Regions from separate parts of the Homo sapiens genome. Here region 2 is linked to region 1. Evidence: chromatin loops called from intact Hi-C (ENCODE). Cell type or tissue: PC-9. All regions are shown on one strand.

The links. Peaks named below come from ENCODE experiments on the same cell type or tissue, not always from the same donor. Only the 100,000 strongest peaks of a DNase experiment are listed, where the experiment ranks them.
Region 2: a loop joins it to region 1, with 8 times the contacts of the local background. A loop is called at or near these places in 2 of 110 quality-filtered maps.

What each region holds. Positions count from the first base shown.
Region 1 is chr2:149,991,205-149,999,204 of GRCh38, reverse strand. No RefSeq gene overlaps it. Among named protein-coding and RNA genes, the nearest start is that of LINC01931, 140 kb to the right of the region's middle. In PC-9, no CTCF peak of the experiment used is centred here; DNase peaks (open chromatin) are centred at 4,664 and 7,434; H3K27ac peaks cover 1,769 bases.
Region 2 is chr2:151,234,585-151,242,584 of GRCh38, reverse strand. No RefSeq gene overlaps it. Among named protein-coding and RNA genes, the nearest start is that of RBM43, 23 kb to the left of the region's middle. In PC-9, a CTCF peak has its summit at 3,557 (motif pointing right); DNase peaks (open chromatin) are centred at 3,574 and 4,764.

The DNA of each region.
Region 1 (8,000 bases):
CAGGTTTGTTATATAGTAAACAACTGTCATGGATGTTTGTTGTACAGATTATTTTATCACTTAGGTATTCAGGCTAGTACCCATTAGTTATTTTTTCTGATCCTTTTCCTCCACCCTCAGGTAGGCCCCAGTGTCTGTTGTTCCTCTCTATGTATCTATGGATTCTTATCATTTAACTCCCACTTATAAGTGAGAACATGCAGTATTTGGTTTTCTGTTCCTGTGTTAGTGTCCTAAGGATAATGGCCTCCAGCTCCATCCATGTTCCTGTAAAGGACAGGATCTCATTCTTTTTTATAGCTGTATGGTATTCCATGGTTTATATTTACCACATTTTTGTCTTATCCAGTCTACCACTGAAGGGCATTTAGACTGATTCCATGTCTTCACTAATGTGAATAGTGCTTCAGTGAACATTTGCTTGCATGTGTCTTTATGGTAGAATAATTTATATTCCTCTGGGTATATACCCAGTAATGGGATTGCTGGGTCAAATGGTAGTTTTGTTTTTAGTTCTTTGGGGAATCACCACACTGCTTTCCACAATGGTTGAACTAATTTACTCTCCCACCAACAGTGTCTAAGCATTCCCTTTTCTCTGTAACCTCACCAGCATCTGTTATCTTTTGACTTTTTAATAACAGCCATTCTGACTGGTGTGAGACGGTATCTCACTGTAGTTTTAATTTACATTTTTCTAATAATCAGTGATGTTGAGATTTTTTTCACGTGCTTGTTGACTGCATGTATGTCTTCTGTTGAAAAGTGTCTGTTCATGTCCTTTGCCCACTTTTTATGAGGTGATTTTTTTCTTGTAAATTTGTTTAAGTTCTTTATAGACGCTGGATATTAGACCTTTGTCAGATGCATAGTTTGCAAACTTTTTTTTTGTTCCGAAGGTTGTCTGTTTATTCTGTTGATAGTTTCTTTTGTCGTGTAGAAGCTCTTTAGTTTAACTAGATCCCATGTGTCAATTTTTGCTTTTGTTGCAATTGCTTTTGGTGTCTTCAACATGAAATCTTTGCCAGTTCCTATGTCCAGGATGGTATTGCATAGGTTGTCTTCTAGGGTTTTTATAGTTCTGGGTTTTACATTTAAGTCTTTAATCCATCTTGTGTTGATTTTTGTATATGGTGTAAGGAAGGGGCATCCAGTTTCAGTCTTCTGCATATGGCTAGCCAGTTTTACTAACCAGGATCATTTGTTGAATAGGGAGTCCTTTCTCCATTGCTTGTATTTGTCAGCTTTGTTGAAGATCAGATAGTTGGAGGTATGCAGTCTTATTTCTGGGCTCTCTATCCTGTTCCAGTAGTCTATGTGTCTGTTTTTGTATCAGCACCATACTGTTCTGGTTACTGTAGGCCTGTAGCATAGTTTGAAGTCAGGTATTTCAAGGCCTCCAGGTTTGTTCTTTTTGCTTAAGATTGCCTTGGCTATTTAGGCTGTTTTTGGTTCCATATGAATTTTAAAATAGTTTTCCTAGTTCTGTGAAGAATGTCATTGGTAGTTTTGATAGGAATAGCATTAAATCTACAAACTGCTTTGGGCAGTATGGCCATTTTAATGATATTGATTCCTCTCCGTGAGCGTGAAATGTTTTTCTATTTCTTTAGAAACACTGATTTTTTTTCTACCTCCATTATTCTTTTTATATTTATTATGTGGTGTCCTCCCATGGGGAAGAACTTTCTCTCTCTCCTTTCATGTACTTATGTATAGGTATATGTGTTAACTCTGCGGGTCCATACATTCTTATGTTATTCAATGGGTTATAATCCCTTACTGTCATTATGAGGAAAGATTTTTACATACTATATTTTGGTAAATATAGTTGTTTCTTGAAATATAATAACAAAATTAGTTGAGACATTGCCATGTTTTAAATTAATTGTATAAGAAAGACAGATTAGGATGTGCTCAAGGGATAATAATGATGAACAAGACTAAGCAGGATGATAGAAGTATCTATCTGCCTGGATGCCTTTCCCAGGAGAAGGAGGCTCTGCACATTGGGCTGCCATATGCTGGCTACAAATACAGTTCTAAGCAGCATTTTAACGTGCTTAAGAAGGCAAAGATAAAAAATCCAGCATTTTAATGTCAGTTACACCATACTTAATAGCTCCAGATGTGATAAAGAGGAATCCAAGCACAGAAATGCAGAAATAGTAGTTCATGTACCCTGCTAGATGAGGAGATGACACACTCCTTAAGCCGAACGTCTTCAGCTGCTAGTTGGACCACCTCTGACACCTCATGGTGCCATTCACACAGCAGATACATAGAACACTCTTGGTCACCAGAGAAATGATGGCAAATGGAAAGGTAACAATCCAAAGAAAAGAAAAATGCAAGTAAAGCAAAAGATGAGAGGCATCTCACAACAGTCAAGGATATGAAAGAAAGAGGAGCAACTGAAGAAGATAAATTACTGTAAAAAATTAGCAAATGGAGAAAAGAATGAAGCACAAACTAAACAATCCTGGAATTGATGCTAATAGAAGTCAAGAAGTGAATTCAAAATAATCTACTGGGACAATCAGAGAGAGACAACCAGCCATTTCCTCCTGTTTGGAGTCTTAAGAAAAGGTAGGCATGGCAAGAGTCAGATCAGTGGCTGAGATGCCAGCATGATGGAAGAGGAGCAAAGGAATTGCCAGTGGCCTGCCAGTGAGTGCTGAGTGATTCCAGAACATACAGTGTCCAGACAGACTGGAAGATTTAAAAAAAAAAACAAAACTGTATTCAAATATAATATACATACAGGAAAGTGCTCAGTGAATTTGCACAGTTGAAACCAGCACCCAAATCAAGAAACAGAATATTACCAGCAACCCAGAAACCTTCTTGTGCCTCTCTTCTATCACTATGCCCTTACTCACCAAGAGGAACTTTCTAGGGCCTGGGAAATGTTGCCTTTATCTCAAATTATTTTATGTAAGTAATCCTACAGTACACTGTCTTTTGTGTCTGCCTTCTTCTGTCCAACATTATCTTTGTGAACTTCATCCATGCTGCTGATGGATATGTAGTTTCTTTATTCTCAGTGATGTGTAGGTTTCTCTTATATGAAACTGCCACAATTTATTTATCCATTCTACTGTTGATTGGCATTTGGGTAATTTTCAGTTTAAAGTATTACGAATAAAGCTGCCACAAACATGTTTTTTGGTGAATATATGTGTGCATTTCTGCTTAGCGTATACCTAAAAGTGTAATTATTAAGCCATAGGTTTGCTTTACTAGATACTGACAGACAGTTTTTCCAAACAATTGTGCAAAGTTAAACTCCTATCAGACCTATGCATTTTTAGAACACAAGGGTTAGCAACAATAGCTATCAATGAATTAAGTTGCTTTCCTGGAAGTGAAAAAATGGCATTGGAGGCAGCATTAATGTGCATGGGTTATAACAAAAACACTTACAAGCAAACACAAGAATATGCTGTAAGAAGGCAAAGATAAAAAATTCTTCCTGTGTCCACGTTGTGCACATGTACCCTAAAACTTAAAGTATAATAAAAAAAATTCTTAATTCACAAGAATTTCCTTGAATTCACTAATTTTTTAAATTCTCATGTTTGTACCTCCATAAAGCCTAGTGTAGAAAATTGATTCAAAAAATGTTTCTTTGTTGTTTGTAAAATGCTATTTTTAAAACGCTATGATTTATATCTTTATCGGATAATTTAAATTTCTAGTAAATACACAAACAGAAAGAGAGAGATGGAGAGGGAGAAAAACTGTGGCTTAAAACAGTTAAGCAACTGTTTATGATTACGAGAAGTAAAAACTGGGATGTGCACTCTATCATCAAAACTCTGCATTTCAGTAATGTCATACTTGGCACATTATTTGCTGGAGGAATTAATTACTAGATTAGGATTAAATGAATTTGATCCATTTGTGTCGTGTGATATTAAAGTAGCAATTAATTCTGAGGAATCAACAAATTTTACAAAAGGAACATCTAGATTTTGTTTTTTCTTTCTAGCCTCCTAGTGGAAATACAGAGACTGTCTTTCCAGTGAACTATGTTCACTGACCACCTACTCTGTGCCCAAATCCGTACTAAGTGTTCTGATTAACAGAATGAGATAAGGTAATTAGCAAAACCTGAAGAGTAAAACATAAACCAACTGTTTTACAACAGTGAACATAAACCATAATCACAAGAAAGGCTACATAAAAGTGCAAGAGTGAAAAATAAACAAGTAATCAAGCAAAATGGGAATGTAGGCAACTCTGCATCGAGAAAGTAAGTGCGAGGAAGTTCTAGGAAGGTGGGACCCCGGTGGGTGGCATATTTAGGAGAGAACTCACAGAGGAAGTAGATCTGGAATTAGGGCTTGAAGGGACCATGGAATGTGGGTACATAGAAGCTGGGAAGAACATTTTAGTTCAACTGATAATGTGACCGAAAGCCAAAAGGGAGGTAGAGATGCATGTGGCTACTCAAAGTATGGTGGGTAGTAGTCCTTTGATGGACAGGATGGTTGAGGCCAGTCATAGGCTACAATTGCATAATCAAAGCTGGGGAATGATGACAGGCTTGGAATGTGTGGCATTTTCATTACTGTTAGGGTTTATGGCTTAGGCAAGCCCGGGTTTCTATGAGCATGAGAAATGTGGTAGTGCTGTGGGCACACCCATGGTTTCCACCTTTGAAAACTGATCTTCAAAATGTGAAAGTTAATCCCAGCTGCTGGAAGACTGCCATCGGGGTTGAAACACTTAGACATATCACATGACAGATACCCAGTCAGCCACCTCCAGATCACACACAGCTCCAGAAATTGATGTAATACTGAGGGCACGGTGTGCACTCTAATAAGCATGAGCTGTAGATGGAAATACGGAAAGAGCAATTCAGCCGGGAACGTTCTTCATTTGGGAGGCGAGGCCAAGGATGGCCATAATAACCTCTCAGTGCCCCACGGGGTGTCATGAATATTTGGAGGAAGAGCCACTCCAGGTAGGTGGGTGGCTGAGTGAGTGGGCAAAAACAACGGAGTATATAAAAGTCTAGTGGGTGTAGAGATTCACCACCTGGGCAAAGCATGATTATTCACTTTGAAAAGAAATCTCTTGAGCATTTAACAGAAGAACCATTTCAAAATGTCACTTTACCAAAAGACTCTACCTCTTGCAATTAAAATAAAAACACACAATATCCTTAATTTGCATATACTATTTAAAGTGATGTTGTTCTGAATTGCTGGAATTTAATGTTCTTGTATTGGTTGGGTGAAGCAATGTTTCTCTATATTTTAATTAATGTCCTGTGCTATAAACACTATAGACAGGCCATGTTGCCTTTAGTACAAAGCTTTTGGTGTTTGTTGATGGGGAGGGTGTCTTAGCATCCAAATGAGAAGAGGAACATTAACCGCAGGTTATTTGCTCTACAGAACGAACACATGAAAGCAGACAAAACACACCTTCCGTAGACTGTTTTCATTAAGATACTTAGTTTTAAATTCAGTGGGTTTTTCCCTTTATTTCTTTTTTTCTTTTTTAGTGGTTGCTTAACAACAGTACATGAATCGTGACTTGCAGAAAGTTAAAATTTCTCTTTTGTTTGGGTAAAGTATTTTAAAACTCCTTTGTGGAGTTTAAATCTTAATATTGCCAAGTATAACCAAAACTTTCCCAGAATTCTGTAGTCTGTGGCTAAAAATAGGAACCCATAGATATGACTGTTCCAGTGCTGCTGGCACCTCATCCCCAAGTGTATAATGTAGGCTGGCCTTAGAGCCCTCTCCTTCCCAAATCCCCTGGTGCTCTGCCCCAAGGACAGATCTCCCACAAGGCCACAGGGACTCTAGATGCTGGCTTCCTGATGGGTTCAGGACACACTATTCCAAAATATGGCAACTCAGCTTTTGAGGAAATAGCAGAAGCAGGAAGGCCACTCTCGCCTTCCTTTCATCCTTTTTCTTCCCTAAAGCAGGTCATAAGACCCTCAATAGAGGGTGCCCTCCCTATACCCAGAGGAAACGTGCATCCTTATCCTGAAGACAGAGGAGAATCTGAACAAACAGGCCTTGCTATGATGCCCTTAGTTTTTTCCCATACCCTTCTGTCTTATCATATTTCTCCATGACTGTCCACTCTTCATCAAACCTTATGTTTCCCTGTTTCTTTGTGTTTTCATCTCTGAAGTCTCCAATGTCACAGAAAGCTTCTATTAAGTAAATCTATATGCTTCTCACTTGTTAATCTGTCTTTTCTTATGGGAGTTTCAGCTATGACCTTAAGATTGAAAGAAAAGACATTTTTTTCCTCCCCTGCATGCTTCAAGCTTAGTTGAGTGGACACTTCACAGCTGCCAACAACTCTATGAAAAACAGCTTTTCTGCCTGCCATCTCCTTTGGCTACCAAGGCTTGTAAAACCCTCAAGTCTCCAAATGCACTGAGTTCTCTTGAACTTTCACAATGCTGAAGATAAGATGAAAGAAAGCCATTTTCCCTAATTCTGGACCTCAAGTTAGCACAGTTAGCCCAAATTTTATAAAGGCTTTTGTGAAAAAATCCTCTTGGCCTCTACCTGCAGAAAGCTCATGCATTAGTCTAGTTGATCTAAGCAGAAGGAGACAAATATAAACCTCTGTACTTCCTGTTTCTCCTCCAGGGAACTGCCCTCAAAACTTACTCTTCCCAAGTTCTCAATAGCACTATCTCTTCACAATGCACACCAACTTATGCAGAAGATGTACAGATCATTAGTTTTGCAGGCACAGCCAGATTTTCTTTCCCAGTTGAGTATTAGCCAAAATGCTCCTGCTACTTGAGAATGCATGTATCCTAGGCACTAAGCCTTAACTATTTTCAAAGTGTGCATATGATTTATAACAAAGTAGAAACAAATGTGCTTGTATTCTGTAACATTTCCTACCTTGGGATGTTGCACATGTCATTTATTCTGAGAAAAGAAACCTAGTCAAGAACCTGACAAGGAACCTTCACAGGTCTAGAATGTCAACTCTGAGAATCTGTCCTCTGAACAGCCTTCAGCATGACCCAGGAAACCTGGATCTCATGGATAGTCGTGGATGATCATCTGGTATCTCAGACAAGATCCCTCGTTGATCTTTTCAAGGTAGTTAGATTAGGTATTTTTAGATTCCTTCCAGTGCTAAAATCCTATTATTCTATTAATCTAGAAGCTTTTTATAAAGCTTTTCAACAAAAATAAAAATAAAGCTTTTCAAAAATATGTATTTTTTTTTTTTTTGTTGATACTGCAGGGGAACCAAAATACTTGCATTGGAAAGGGTTAACAAAAAGAGTCACACAAAGATAAAGCATCAATAAATAGAAAACTTGCCAGCATAAAGCTAGAGAAATGGCCTTGGTATCTAAGGGACAATCACTTCTTTAAACATAAGCTCCAAGGTCCTGCCAGAAATTCAGTATCCGCATTTTTGTGGTCTCCTTTCTCATAGATTATTATCTTTGGATGCTCTTCTGGTGGGTGGTCCCTTGTGCATAATGGAGACTGTTGATTCTGCAATAGGGCTTGACTTAAAATAATTATGAGTTTGGAATTTTCTAGTACTTAAGGCAGATTTCCTTTTCTAAGAACCTCCCTGTTTTACTTAACCTCCAAAAGGAAGTTTGGAGTACTGCTGGTAAATCAACTTGCTTTTTACTGGGAAATTCCTAGTTTGCCATTTAAAGTTGGCCATTTGCTTTAAAGCAAATTATCAAAGCAGTGGGGCACTTACCTGTATCTTGTTCTCTTAGTTTCAAACGACAGACAAGTTATGGATCTTCTCTGAGGATGCTGGTTCATCTTGGTTGTGATTAACATGAGATGGATTTTATATACTGACCTAAGTGAACTATGCTCCAGTCTTTTAAAAGTTAAGGTTGGCCAAGTTTGGCTGCCGAACAAAGTCACAGTGACCTTCTTTTTAATCTTACATGTACCCTTAAGGTATTAGATAACTGATTAGATATTAGGTATAATATTAGATAACTTAAGGTATTAGAT
Region 2 (8,000 bases), 1.2 Mb before region 1:
GAGGCAGGAGGATCCCTTGAACCCAGGAGTTCAAGCCTTTTTTTTTTTTTTTTTTTTTTTGAGACAGAGTTTCACTCTTGTTGCCCAGGCTGGAGTGCAATGGTGCGATCTTGGCTCACTGCAACCTCTGCCTCCCAGGTTCAAGCAGTTCTCCTGCCTCAGCCTCCTGAGTAGCTGGGATTACAGGTGCTCATCACCATGCCCGGCTAATTTTTATATTTTTAGTAGAGACAGGGTTTTACCATGTTGGCCAGGCCCTCAGGTGATCCACCCGCCTTGGCCTCCCAAAGTGCTGGGATTAAAGGTGTGAGCCACTGTGCCTGGCACAGTTTAAGCCATTTTTAAAAGGTACATTCCTGAAAGAAGAAATAAAGCTGAATTGAAGTTGAGAGTGAGGCCAGGTGTGAATCTGGCATTCTCTTGACACAGCTGAAAAAATTTCTTACATGTGCAAGAGACCAGTCTTGAAGAGCTGTTACTGCTATCCTGAGAATTCCTATATAAGGGACTTCGGATGTGTTCCTGAGATGAAACTAATTTACACCCGGCCTCACTCTCAAATTCAATTCGGCTTTATTTCTTTCAGGAATGCATCTTTTAAAAAAGGCTTGAATTCCTGGGTTCAAGGGATCCTCCTGCCTCAGCCTCTTAAGTTGCTAGAGCTATAGGTGTGTGCCACCATGCCCAGCTAATTTATTTTTTATTTTTTGTAGAGATGGGGGTCTCACTTTGTTGCCCAGGTTGGTCTTAGACTCCTGACCTCAAGCGATTCTCCTACCTTAGCCTCCCACCCTTTTAGTGTTTAAAGTGTTTTCTAGAGTTCCTAAGTGTAAAAAGACTGGGATGTGCTTTACAGAGAAAATACATATATTAGATACATTTCATCTAGGCATGAGTTTCAGTGCTGTTGGCTGTGAGTTCTTTGCTAATGAATCAACAGTGTATATTAAATAAGGTGTCTTTAAACAGAAACACACACCAAACAAGGCTATGTATTGATTGATTAATGAAAATATGACCAGAGGCTTGTGGGAAACTAATCTTGTATTTCTGTCAGGAGTGATGGTTTAATATTTGTGGACTCGTTGTTCTTGAAAACTTTATAGGATACAACTGTCAACAATCAACAATACATACAGCCATTTCTCTAAGGTGACCCAATAATGCCAGAGAAGATGAGTCAGAAATTCTTTCTGTATGAATTTGTGGACGGACCAGACTCTCCTATTTCCTATTTTTTTATTTTTTTGGGATGGAGTCTTGCTCTGTTGCCCAGGCTGGAGTGCAGTAGCACAATCTCGGCTCATTGCAACCTCCACCTCCTGGGTTCAAGTGATTCTCCTGTCTCAGCCTCCCATGTAGCTGGGACTGCAGGTGCACGCCACCATGTCTGGCTAATTTTTTTGTGTTTTTAGTAGAGATGGGAGCTCACCATGTTGGCCAGGCTGGTCTTGAACTCCTGATCTCAGGTGATCCACCTGCCTCGGCCTCCCAAAGTCCTGGGATTACAGGTGAACCACTGTGCCCAGCCTCTCTTAGTTTCTAAAAGATCATCCCTGTCCCTCTTGCTGTTCTCCTGTGGCCAGGTACTTACCTGTGTTCCCTAGACAAGGGGACTCTGTCCTCTTGGTCACTGCCATTAGCTAGGGAGGTGGTGGTGATGTGGCACAAGGTGGAAGGGTAATTCAGAGATACGATGGTGCAAATCACCCTTGCCCATCTCAGGCAGTCTTCTAGCTCTACTCCTGTGGTCTTTTTTTTTTTTGGCCCAGATATGGAGGAAATTTCTCATTCCAGCCTCAGAATGATTTGTAGTGGGAATATTTACTGTCTTGCTCTCATCTCCCCAACATATAATTGCAAAAATAAAACAATCTGACACTGGTACATTTCCTGAGATCTGAGCTGTCCAGTTGTAGCCAAGGTCATCCTGATAGAGAATGATGTAAATACTATAAACAGTTATCTATGGGTCCTATTTATGTCATTCCTAGAAGAAAACCTCGGGATTCACTGGAGACTGAGGAGTAAATCAACACTATCCACAGTCAAATCAGGTTTGAGCTGGGCTGCATTGAATTCACAATCAATCAGAACTGTATTGGATTTTGTTGCTGAACCTTAGCTTTTGGTGAAGAATTCAAAGGTGGCAATGTTTTCCTAAATTTGGCATTCTTTTGACACAGCTGAAAAAATTTCTTACACGTGCAAGAGACCAGTGTTGAAGAGCTATGTTATTGCTATCCTGAGAATTCCTATATAAGGGACTTAGGGTGTGTTCATTAGATGAAACTAATTTACACCTGGCCCCACTCTTCAATTCAGCTTTATTTCTTCTTTCAGGAATGCACCTTTTAAAAATGGCTTGTGGCAGAGTAGCTATAGTTTTAAAACATAAATACACAAAAGTGTCTATAAAACTATGCATTTCTATATACTCAGAGATGAAGAGGTTATTCATGGTAAACAAGCCTTCCTAGATTGGGTGTATGTTTTCTTGCCCTTGCTTTCTTTTTTAAAATACCATTTATAATACTTTGTACAATCAATTATTATTTTAAAGTACATTAATTTAGCAGATGTCAATTATTTGTAACACTTTCTATGCTTCCCTTTTCTTGCTACCTGGTGCCAAGGCCTGGTCCTAAGGATTATTACAAACTGTGTGTATGTTTTTCTTTCATTTTGCCTCTCATCTTTTTTACTTTTTTTTTTTTTGAGACACGGTCTCACTCTGTCATCCAGGGTGGAGTGCAGTGGTGCAATCTCGGTTGCAGTGGTGCAATCTCGGTGCAGCCTCGCCCTCCCGGGCTCAAGCGATTCTCCTACCTCAGCCTCCCGAGTAGCTGGAACTAGAGGCTCATTTTTCTATTTTTTTGTAGAACAGGGTTTTGCCATGTTGGGCAGGCTGGTCTGGAACTCCTGGGCTCAAGTGATCCGCCCAGCTCGGCCTCCCAAAGCGCTGGGATTACAGGCGTGAGCCATCGTGCCTGTCCCTCTCTTCTGTTCTATTTTTATCCATTCGATGCCATATCAGAAACAACGGTAAGAATTTATTGCTTTTAGAGGAACCTCTGTCTACTCCCAATTCTAACCCAAATGCAGGGATGAGTAAAATGAAAAAGTGGCAGTTTGAAATAAAGGAGCTATTAAAACAGTAGGAGTACCTTGGAAACAGCAGCAAGACTTCTGGTAGAGATGATGATGTTACTTTGATGTTGTTGCTGTTGTTGTTTTAAAGAAGCCTTTGCACTCCTATATGATGATGTTACTTTGAATGGTGGACTGTGACATCTTCTTCCACAGACTGAGGAATAAACATGTAGCTTCTGACTCTGGACTTGATATTCAGTAATCGTTATCTTTCATTATCAAAGATAATGAAATAATTCCTTCCTTATTGTTGAGTGGTATGACATAAGAAATACGCAGCTAAAAGGGCATATATCATGGAACTATTTACAATGGGATTATTTTTCTATTTCTAAATTGGTTTGAGAATCAGAGGCTGTTATAATCTGAAAAAGCACTAGAGGGAGCCAGATCCCTGTCTGAGGAATTCTTTCCTCTGGTGGGGAAACACTGCTTGTAGCCCACATTTAAATCAGCTGTGCTGGCTTCAGTGGCGCAATGAGTTAGCGTGGTACTTATAAATCAGCTTGCAGACTTGTGAATTTTGTGCCCAGCCTTAGACATATAATTTCAGGCAAAAATTCCCATATGTATCTTTAATAGAAAAGGGATTTTAGCATTACCAAGATATCATTATGTATTTTTTACTTGTTATTTTTATTTTTTTGTGGAGCTCAGTTCACATTTTTTTTTAGCTCAGTTCACAGACATGATTCCACGTGCATTAGAGATTTAAGAATCACAGATCTTAGAGGGTAAAGTGTTACACAATAAAGGGACCTAAGAGACTTCCAAATACAATTGGTGGACCGTGTTTGGATTATGATTCAAGCAAAGAGTGATAAGAAGATGCTGGTGAGACAACTAGGGAAATTTGAACAGGAAGACAATCTTATATCATATTATGGGATTACTCTTAATCTTTTTCGGTGTCATAATGATATCTTGGGGCTGGGCATTGTGGCTCATGCCTGTAATCCCAGCACTTTGGGAGGCCACAGTGGGAGGACTGCCTGAGCCCAGGAGTCTGAGACCAGCCTGGGTAACATGGCAAGACTCCATCTCCACAAAAAAAAAAAAAATAAAAAATAAATAATGATATCTTCTAAAATCCCTTTTCTATTAAATATAAATATGGGAATTGAAAGTATGTGTGCGTGTGTGGAGAGAGGTGGGAAGATAATAGAAGAAACAAGATTGACAACATCTGGTAATTGTTGGAGCTGGAGTTCATTATGCTATTTATTCTCCCTTTGTGAATGTTTTAAATTTACCTTTAAAAGTGAAAATGAAAAAGTAGAGACACTATATTCTTACAATATATATTTATGATGTAGTTTACCACCATTTATGGCTAATGTGTATTTCTTAGGTTGCAAACTAAATTTGCAAGAAAATATCACCTTTCCCCATAATTGAATTTAATTTCTAGTTTGAAGTTTTATTTTACTAGATGTCAGAAACCAAATATCAATTAATTCAGAGTAACCTCACATTGCACTGAGTCAAAAAATTAATTCAAGATCATCTTGGTCAATTCTGGATTTTTCCCACCTCATCTGCCAGCAGAATTGCTAAGTGAAAGTGAGTGAGAGGTGGTGCTGGTGAGTCAGGGGCTGGTCCTTGGTTGTCACCTCCTGAGTCAGATATCTAGTCAGACAACCTTCACCTTCTCTTGGGTAGGTTTGTCCTTGCAAATAACAGCCACATTGTCTGACGACCATCCGTAAAACCTCCCCAGATCTGCCTCTCCCTAGCTCTGTCAAACCTCCCTAGGGATGGGGAAACATTCAGAGGCTTTCACTCTGGCTTTCTCAGCTCTGCCCTTGTGGCCATTTCCGCTGTATTGCTCCAACACTATGTTTGTCATGGAAGGTCCTGGAACACTTCTCTAGGACATTTGCCACTTCCACAGGTTCTATTTGGGAACAAAGGCATTTTCTGCTTTCAAACCCTTAACAAATCTAGGGGCTTCAGTGTTCAGTCCTCAGAGACTAGGGATGTACACAGGCCACGTTCTAATATCTAATATCTCTTCCTGAATATCTCTTCCTGCAATGTCTAATATCTCTTCCTGAAGCCTGTGTTGTCTTCGTCTGGTCTGGTGGGTAGACTTAGCTCATAATCTATAATGATTGCTTATAGCATAAACATACCCAAAGTCCTTCAGAGCTCTGGATGCAGAGAAAGGTCACAGGTTCACAGAAATCATGAAGAAAAATTTTCTTCAATTAACATAATAAAATACTGTGCTATTGAATAATTTTAATTCAAAACTTAACATTTGCTTCTCACCACATAAATAAACTAGTGAAGCAGTAGTAAATAGTAGTTGTGAATGTAGGTTCTGGGCTTAGAGACCAGTGTTCTAATCCTGCCTCTGTCTTTTTAGTACGGATCAGGCACAAATTAAAGTTTCTAAATCTCATTTTTTTTTTTTTTTTTTTTTTTTTGAGTCAGAGTCTTGCTCTGTCGCCCAGGCTGGAGTTCAGTGGCGCGATCGCGGCTCACTGCAAGCTCTACCTCCCGGGTTCACACCATTCTCCTGCCTCAGCCTCCCGAGTAGCTGGGACTACAGGTGCCCCCCACCATGCCTGGCTAATTTTTTGTATTTTTAGTAGAGATGGGGTTTCACAATGTTACCCAGGATGGTCTCGATCTCCTGACCTCGTGATCTGCCTGCCTCGGCCTCCCAAAGTGCTGGGATTACAGGCGTGAGCCACCACGCCCGGCCCTAAATCTCATATTTTTAAATCATAAAGCAGAGGTATTGATATCTACTGTGCAATGTTTTGGGGGAGGGTTTAACAAGAATATGTATATAAAGTGCACATAGATTTTGGCCCTTTGTATAAACCTATAAATGGCAACCATTTTTATTATTAAGAACAGCAAACAGGCAGGAAAAGCCCCTTATGCAATTTTTGCATCTGGTTAATGAACCTTTCTCCTACGACTTCCTAAGTTATTAGCTCAGATCTCAAAGAACCACATAGGAATCTGGGTGCAGCCCGGGGCATGGAAATGACCACCGTTAAAAAAAAAATTCTCTCTGGTATCCACACCAAGGTACATGGAGCCCAAATTCCCAGGCCATTTTAAGAAATAACTGCTTAGACTTTATTTCTAGTGTGGCCCATTCTTTATGAACTGTCAGTAGAAAGGAAGCAGATGAAAAGAGGAATTCCAAGAGTATAATATCACCATGCCCTCATGAAACAGGAGAAAAGAAACCAAACAATTTATAGTGGACAGTTTCTAGATGTTTATTACCAGGACCTTCTGCTTAGAGTGAGAAGAATATCCAAATGAATGCCATGTTCCTCTCCAGCACTGTAAGAAAAAGCAAAGTTACTTTATTCAGGCACCCATCTCCCCTGCTTTGATGGCTTTGGTGTTCTGGCTAGGAGAGAAAGATCCACTACTGCCCTGTTTTCCGAGGAGGCCTTAACAGGGATTCCATGCTGAACTGGCTTCTGATTCCTCTTTGTTCTTGGATGTTAGATTTCAACCCCTTGGATAGAGATGTCCAGTGTTGTAATTAGCCTCCTTCTAGAGGCAGCATGGCGCTGGTAAGCTACCAAGAATTGGCTTGGAGTGGAAAACTGCAGTCTCAGATACATGCAGGCTCTCTACACAGATGCAATCTATTAATTAACCTTATGCACCCAGAGTATTTCATTAAGCTTTAATGCTTTAGTGCTTAAAGTAGGTTCTGTGAAAAAAACATGACTCATACTGAGAAATCAATTGATGTTGCACTATTATTTAACATTAACCTCTCAGATAGGGTATTTTTAACATATGTCCTTGGTGGGCACCTGTATTCACTTCCCATTGCTGCTCTAACCCCTATGATTATGTTGGGTCCATCAAGATAATCTGGGTAATTTCTTCGTCTCAAGATCCTTAACATAATCCTCTCTGTAAAGTCACTTTTGCCATATAAGGTAACATTATCCACAGGTTTTAGGGGTTAGGATGTGGACATCTTTGGGGGTTTTTATTCTGCTATCCACAGTCCACCTCTGCCCCCCAAATCTTTACTTCTGTCCACATGTAAAATACATTAATCTCATTCCATCTCCAAAGATCTCAATCCATTACAGCATCAACTCAATGTCCAAAATCTAATCTAAATTTCATCAGCTCAAAAGTCCCAAATCTCATCAGGTTTGGGTAAGGCTTTGGGTATAACTCATCCTGAGGCACAATTCACCTCCATCTGGGAAGTTGTGAACTCAACTAAAGAAGCAAGTTATTTGCTCTCCAAATACAGTGGTGGGACAGGCATAGGATAACAGATATAGACATTCCAGTTCAGAAGGGGACAAAATGAAAGGAAAAAAGGAGTCATCAGTTTCAAGTGAATTTGAAATCCAGCAGGGCAAACAACATTAGGTTTCAAGGCTTGGGAATAATCCTCTGTTTCGCAGCTTTGCCCTCTGGGCTGAAGGCTCTGCCCTTGAAGTCATCCTTTCTTCTTCATGAAGGCTAGCATGTGTTTGCAGATGAGTAGTATTTTCAGCCTGTTTTCTACCTGTAGAATTTTGACTCTTCCATGATTACAAAATGCATGCACAGGTTTTTCTCAGTGTTACTATTTTCTGAATTCTCTAAAATGATTTATAATTTTCCAAAGTATGTTCATGTAAACAAAATTTCAGATTCTACATATGTATAAACTTTCAGTTGGTTCTTATCAGGATTTTCAGTTTTCTGGTAGCAAGAAAACTTGAGATAATAGCTTTCTTCTGGAAATAGGATTGTTGGGTTAAATCATTAATGTAGTCTTAGAGAGAGAAGGCACAAATAACTATGTGTATGTTCTATGGGATAAGATTATAAGAATTATTGGCTAGTGGATC